Regions from separate parts of the Homo sapiens genome. Here all the other regions are linked to region 1. Evidence: read pairs that join two places in POLR2A ChIA-PET (ENCODE). Cell type or tissue: GM12878. All regions are shown on one strand.

Region 1 (2,500 bases):
TGGGCGACAGAGCGAGACTTCATCTAAAATAATAATAATAATAATAATAAATAAAAAATAAAAATTACCCAGGCATGGTGGCGGGCACCTGTAATCCCAGCTATTTGGGAGGCTGAGGCAGGAGAATCGCTTGAACCTGGGAGGTGGAGGTTACAGTGAGCCAAGATCGCGTCATTGCACTCCAGCCTGGGCAACAAGAGTGAAACTCCATTTCAAAAATAAATAAATAGATAGGCTGGGCGCAGTGGCTCCCAATCCCAGCACTTTGGGAGGCTGAGGTGGGTGGATCAGCTGAGGTCAGGAGTTCGAGACGAGTCTGGCCAACATGGCAAAACCCCGTCTCTACTAAAACTACAAAAATTAGCCAGGTGTGGTGGCACCTGCCTTTAATCCCAGCTACACGGGATGCTGAGGCAGGAGAATTGCTTGAACCTGGGAGGTGGAGGTTGCAGTGAGCCGAGATCGCACCACTGCACTCCAGCCTGGGTTACAGAGAAAGACTGTCTCAAAATAAATAAATAAATAAACAAACAAACTCCCACTCTGCCCTTTGCCACTGACCTGCTCCTCCTCAGTGTCTGTATCTTAGGGAACAGCACCCCTAACTCACTGCACACCCTGGATATCTGAGACTTGTTCTGACTTCCCTCCTCTGCCTCATCACTCTACCCCCACCACATACAAACCATTCTTAAGTCCTTTGTTGCTTACCTCATAAATACTGAAAATCCCATCCACATTTCTCTGTCTCCCCTGCCTCTGCCTCCAGCTGAAGTGCCATAATGCCTCTCTTGAACTTCTGCCACCTCTGACCTGGTCCCCTACTTCCACTCCTTTTCCCCTTTTCTATTTTCAACCCAGAAGCCAGAATAGTATTTTTCCTATTGCCTTTAGGATAAAGACCTGAGTCCTGTTAACATGTTTGACCTGCCCCTACCTGTATGCCTTTCTTTTCTTTTTTTATAGAGATCGGGTCTCACTGTATTGCCCAGGCTGGAATGCAGTGGCGCCATCATAGCTCACTGCAGCCTCCAACTCCTGGCCTCAAATGATCCTCCTTCCTCAGCCTCCCAAGTAGCTGGGACTACAGGTGCTACTGTGCCCAGCTACACATGGCTTTCTTACCTCATCTCATGCCATTCTCCTCCCTGGTTCCTGTGCTTAGCAACCCTGGCCTTTTTCAGTTCCTCAAATAAGCCAGACTCCTGCTTCCTCTCGACCACACCCATTCTGGTTCCTTAGCTTAAAACTCCAATCACTGTCCCCCTTCCTCCAATCCAGTCCCTTGTCTTTTCTTTCTTTAGCTACTCCTCTTTTCTTTAGCTACTGTAATTCCTATATATTCTTCCGATATAGTCAATTGCCACTTCTTCAGGGAAGGTGTCCAGGCCCCCTAGTGCAGATTGGCTTAGCTCCCTTTGTTACATGCTTTCATGGCTCCTTCCTAAAACAGCACCTTTTAAATTTACCTCTTTGGGGCTGGATGTGGTGGCTCATTCCTGTAATCCCAGCATTTTGGGAGGCCAAGGTGGGTGGATTACTTGAGCTCAGGAGTTCGAGACCAGCCTGGGCAACATGGCGAAACCCTGTCTCTACCAAAAAAAAAAAAAAAAAAAAATTCACTGGGTGTAGTGATGTGAGCCTGTGGTCCCAGCTACTTGGGAGGCTAAGGTGGGAGGATTGCTTGAGCCCAGGAGGTGGAGGTTGCGGTGAGCCGAGCTCATGCCACTGTACTCCATCTTGGGTGACAGAGTGATACCCCATCTCAAAAAAAAAAAAAAAAAAACCACACAAAAATTTACCTCTTTGTGATTATTTGAGTAACCTCCATCTCTGCAACTCAAATGTAAGCTCTATGAGAGCAGGAACTTTGTTTCTGGTGTTTAAGGTTATGTCCCCAGCACAGTGCTGGTCTGGATTGGCTGATCAGTAAATATTTGTTGACTCAATGAATATCAATAGGAACAGCACATGCAAAGACAACAAAACTTTACAAAACTTGGTGTGGGTCCCTGGAATGGCAAGTTGCGGGATATGAGCTAGATTTGGATGAGTGGGGAGGGGCTCATGGAAGATGGCAGGAGATAAGGCCAAAAGGTAGTCTGAGCCGGGCGGGCTGGCTCACGCCTGTAATCCCAGCACTTTGGGAGGCGGAGGCGGGTGGATCACGAGGTCAGGAGATTGAGACCATCCTGGCTAACATGGTGAAACCCCGTCTCTACTAAAAATACAAAAAAAATTAGCCGGGCGCGGTGGCGGGCGCCTGTAGTCCCAGCTACTCAGGAGGCTGAGGCAGGAGAATGGCGTGAACCCGGGAGGCGGAGCTTGCAGTGAGCCAAGATCGCGCCACTGCACTCCAGCCTGGGTGACAGAGCGAGACTCCGTCTCAAAAAAAAAAAAAGGTAGTCTGAGTCTTGATGCTCAGATAAGGAGATAGAGTGCCAGTGGAGAACAGTGAGATAACGTGGTCAGACGCGGAAAGGAGGGAAGAACACCACAG
Region 2 (2,500 bases), 150 kb after region 1:
AATGAAGCCAACTCTGACAACTCTAGGAATCTAGCAAGCCCTCCCTCCCCTCTTTCTCCGTCTTTCTCTGCTTTATTTTTTCCTTTTTCCACAGCACCTATCATCTCCAGAAATACATATATTTGCTTGCTTATTGCATTCACTGTTTGTCTCCCCCTGCGAGAGGTCAAGATCTTTGTTTTGTTCTCTGATGTCTACCAAATGCCTAGAATAATGCTTGCATTTGGTAGGCACTCAATAAACACTTTCTTATATGTGTAATCCACGAGATAAATATAATTTTTATCACTTTTACAGCATCTGAAGGACGTAGTCTGGGGCCTGGCCCCAGAAGCTGAGGTACAAAGAAGGTAACAAACTTAATCAGATCACCCAGCCAATAAGTAGTGGAGCTGAGAGTTGAACTAAGAATCCTTGCACTTAGCCGCTACTTCAAATTGCTTTCTTGAAACTTACAAAATGGGAGCCTCATGTAGGCTGCTTCCTGGATTCCAGTGACTCACATGATCTAATTATTCTCTTTGCTCTGAGAAGGCTGCACTCCTACTCAGACTGGGGCTAGGTTTCACATTTCTTTGTCTCCTAAGATATGTAAACATGGTATTTCATTTTACAACAAAGACCTTTGAACTGGATTGGATCTTTCATTCTGTCACGTTCTTGGGGCCCCACAACTCCATGGACAGAAAGTGAGCACCACGAAGACAGGTCTTGTTGGATATTCTCTTTGTCCCTTTCTGATTCCCCAGTGCCCAGAGCAAGGTGGGTGCTCCACAAGTATGTGTTAAATGTCGTATGAATGACATTGGAGATGGTATCCAGTTAAATTTTAGCCTTGTGGCCTTGTTTGACTTGAGGTCATGGTTCATCATGCCTCAAGTCAGGCAATGAAAATGAGAAGGAACCAGTAGAGTATGGAACAGATTGGGAAATCTTCCCGTTTTCATCGTCTGAAAGTGCTGGAGTGCCTGCAGGGCACGGTGATCATCCATAGGCTTATGGCTCCTTGGGTAACTGCCCCCAGCGCCACGTGACCTGGGTGGAGTTATCAATCACGGTGCCCCAGTTGCCTCAGCCATGAAGTGGAGGAGCGTGCCCCAACCTAGGCAGGGCCCCAGACTGCATCCTTCAGACACTGTAACGACTGACCCTGCAACTGAAGCTGGACAAGCAGTCTATGGTTTTTATTATTGTTGTTCTGATTATTACTGTTATAATGAACAGGATAGGCCAGTCCTCGTTCTTATGTTTCACAAGGGAATGAAGGGTGGGCTGTCGGCGAGCTGCCTCTGAGGTTGCCAGTGGATCCCTTTCTGGTTGTGTGGACAATGTCTTAGTGTGTTCATGCTGCTTTAACAAAATACCTGAGACTGGATCATTTGTAAGGAACAGAAATCGATTTCTCACAGTTTTGCAGGCTGGAAGTTAAAGATCAAGGTGCTGGCAGGTTCAGTGTCTGGTGACGGGCTGGTCCCTGCTTCTAAGAGGGTGCCTCGTTGCTGTATCCTCCAGAGGGGACGAACGCTGTGTCCTCCCATGGCGGAAGCGACAGAAGGGCAAAAGAGCCTAGCTAGTTCCCTTGAGACCTTTTATAAGGGCACTACTCCCATTCATGCAGGTGGAGCCCTTATTTATTTATTATTTATTTATTTGTTTATTTATTGAGACGGAGTTTTCTCTTGTTGCCCAGGCTGGAGTGCAATGGTGCGATCTCAGCTCACCGCAACCTCCGCCTCCCAGGTTCGTGATCTTCCTGCCTCAGCCTCCTGAGTAGCTGGGATTACAGGCATGTGCACCATGCCCGGCTAATTTTGTATTTTTAGTAGAGATGGGATTTCTCCATGTTGGTCAAGCTGGTCTCGAACTCCTGACCTCAGGTGATCCATCCGCCTCGGTCTCCCAAAGTGTTGGAATTACAGGCATGAGCCACTGCAACCGGCCTATTTTTTTGAGACAGGGTCTCTCTCTGTCGCCCAGGCTGGAGTGTAATAGCGTGTTCTCGGCTCACTGCAACCTCTGCATCCCAGGCTCAAATGTTCCTCCTGCGTCAGCCTCCCAGGTAGCTGGGACTACAGGCATGCACCCCTATGCCTGGATAATTTTTTATATTTTTTGTAGAGAGAGGGTTTTGCCATGTTGCCCAGGCTGAGAGCTCTTATGTCTTAATCACCTCCTGGAGGCCTCACCTCTGGGTACTATCACACTAGGTTTTAGTTCCACCCTTATGAATTTTGGGGGACACATACATCCAAACCATAGCAGAGACTGTGTAACATGAAGGAGTGGAGCCAGCACACAGAAAAAGGTGAGAGAGAGATAGAGATGGAGGAGGAGAAAGGAGGGAGGGAGGATGAGAGGGAGGGAAGAAGGAAGGAAGAGAGGGGAAGAGGAAAACAGAGAGAGAGAGAGACTTATGATTTGTTTTAATGAGAGCTCTTCAACAGCCTTTTAAATCTTTTCTTTGATTATTGTTCTCTTCAGCTTTTCTACTTCTCGAGTC
Region 3 (2,500 bases), 130 kb after region 1:
TTGTGCTTCTCTGCAAAACAGAGAAGATTCTCCCATGGCCCAGGACCGTGGCCTTCATAAGCACACAGCCCTTGGAGCAGCAGCCACTCAGGGGTGGCTCTTGTGTCTAATAGACACTTGGGGAACTGCCTCTCTTTAATACAGGTCCTGGGAAGTGGCACAGGAGACATGTCAACAAAAGTCTGCTTCCCCCAGAAGCAGACCCTGAGACATGGACTTCAGTGCACAGTAATTCAGGAAGTACAGGAAACACCAGTAGAGGACTGAGAAGTGTACAAGAAAGGGAAGGCTCCCAGTAAAGGGCGTATTATCACACCAGAGACCACTTTGGGCAGCTAGAGCTAAAGTCCATGGGGAAGCCGAAGAAAGTCTCAGGGTCCTCTTCCCAGATGGGTGAGGGAGCTGGGGTATTTATACACCTATCCTGCCATTCATTCTCCAGGTAGAGAGGTCTTTTGTAGCTCTGAAAAAAGCCTGCTGGGAGCGGTGGCTCACACCTGTAATCTCAACACTTTGGGAGGCTAAGATGGATGGATCGCTTGAGTCTAGGAGTTCAAGGCTAGCCTGGGCAACATGGCAAAACTGCATCTCTACTAAAAAAAAATCTATCTATCTATATAGATATAAATACACACACACACACACACACACACACACACACATATACACATAAAAATTAGCTGCGCATGGTGGCTCATCATTCATCATGCCTATAGTCCCAGCTATGTGGGGGGCTGAGGTGGGAGGATCACGGGGGCCCAAGAGGTCGAGGCTGTAGTGAGCAGAGATCATGCCACTGCACTTTCGCCTGTGCAACAGAGCAAGAGTCTCTGTCTCAAAAAAATATATAAAAATAAAATATAAAGTAAAATGAAAAAAGCTTTGGCCGGGTGCAGCGGCTCATGCCTATAATCCTAGCACTTTGGGAGGCTGAGGTAGGCGGATTGCTTGAGCTCAGGAGTTTGAGACCAGCCTGGGCAACATGGTGAAAGCCTGCCTCTGCTAAAAATACAAAAAATTAGCCAGGCATGGTGGCGGGCGCCTGTAATCCCAGATACTGGGAAGGCTGAGGCACAAGAATCGGTTGAACCCGGGAGGCAGAGGTTGCAGTGAGCCGAGATCGTGCCATTGCACTCCAGCCTGGGCAACAGAATGAGACTCTGTCTCAAAAAAAAAAAAAAAAAAAAAAAAAAAAAGCCAAAAAAATTGCCTCCAGGTAATGAGATACAGAAACTGGAAGATGAAAGTTCAGTGAAACAGACTGAAGTGATGAGGATTGAGGGATATGGTGGGGTCTCCACCCTGGGACCAATGCTCCTGGGGCCCAGATTCCACTAGTGAACTAAACCTTAGCACACTAAGCCAGTCTCAGCCAGTCCCAGCTATAGCTGGAAGTGGCCTTTTTAACATCTATGTGGAAGTCTACATATATTCAAATCTTATAAATCCCTGCTTAGATTTCTGTCTGCTGCTTCCATCAATTATGAGAGAGGTCTGTTATTTTGTCTTGTTCTCTTTTTCCTCTAGTTCGAAAGATCTCTTTTCTGTTTCTATTCTTGTAGTAGTTACCCTAGTAATTTCAACTTGCTTCCTGACTTATCAAAGTCTAAAATTAATCAATGCCTTTTTTTTCCCTGAACTATGCAACAACCCCAAAACACTTTAACTTCATTAACCAGTCTCCAGCTTATATACTATTGTCGCTGTGTGTTTTTTCTTTTTTTTAACCCCCAAGAGATATTATTATTTTGATTTTATGTAGTCAATGAATAACATGGATTATTTAGAAACATCTTAATTTCCAAATACATGGGGATTTTATGATTACCTTTTCTTTATTAATTTATAGCATATATGCATTGTGGTCTGAAAACATATTCTATATCATTTTAATACTTTGACATTTGTTCAGATTTGCTTAATGGCCAAGGATACAGGATGTATTTGATTTCTAGAAATACTTCATGAGTGCTGAAGCAACATGGATTCTGCAGTGGTTGCATACTGTGTTCTATAGACGTCTACTAGGTCAGGCTAGTTAATCATTAAATCCTCTGTGTTCTTACTGATTGTTTTTGTCTACTTGTTTTAGCAACTAATGGAGAGAGATATGTTAACATTTCCTGCTACGATTATGGATTTATGGATTTATCTGTTTCTCTTTGTCATTCTGCCATTTTTAATTTTTTACTTTATATCTTTTAAAAAGCATGTTGTAGCTGGGTGCGGAGGTTCAAGCCTGTAATCCCAATAATTTGGGAGGCTGAGGTGGGTGGATCACCTGAGGTCAGGCATTCGAGACTAGCCTGGGCAACATGGTGAAACCCTGTCTCTACTAAAAATACAAAAAAATTAGCCGAGTGTGGTGGCAGGCGGCTGTAATCTCAGCTACTCTGGAGGCCGAGGCAGGAGAATCGCTTGAACCCAGTAGACATAGGTTGCAGTCTATATCCGACTGCATAGCCGACATCGTGCCATTGCACTCCAGCCTGGGCAACAA

What was found. ChIA-PET counts read pairs that join two places held together with the same protein. Peaks named below come from ENCODE experiments on the same cell type or tissue, not always from the same donor. Only the 100,000 strongest peaks of a DNase experiment are listed, where the experiment ranks them.
Region 2: POLR2A ChIA-PET joins it to region 1 with 6 read pairs; 7 of 35 experiments call an interaction of 5 or more read pairs at or near these places.
Region 3: POLR2A ChIA-PET joins it to region 1 with 7 read pairs; 5 of 35 experiments call an interaction of 5 or more read pairs at or near these places.

What each region holds. Positions count from the first base shown.
Region 1 is chr1:32,004,321-32,006,820 of GRCh38, reverse strand. No RefSeq gene overlaps it. Among named protein-coding and RNA genes, the nearest start is that of KHDRBS1, 8.3 kb to the left of the region's middle. In GM12878, no CTCF peak of the experiment used is centred here; a DNase peak (open chromatin) is centred at 1,200.
Region 2 is chr1:31,853,703-31,856,202 of GRCh38, reverse strand. No RefSeq gene overlaps it. Among named protein-coding and RNA genes, the nearest start is that of SPOCD1, 39 kb to the right of the region's middle. In GM12878, no CTCF peak of the experiment used is centred here; no DNase peak of the experiment used is centred here.
Region 3 is chr1:31,875,629-31,878,128 of GRCh38, reverse strand. No RefSeq gene overlaps it. Among named protein-coding and RNA genes, the nearest start is that of SPOCD1, 61 kb to the right of the region's middle. In GM12878, no CTCF peak of the experiment used is centred here; no DNase peak of the experiment used is centred here.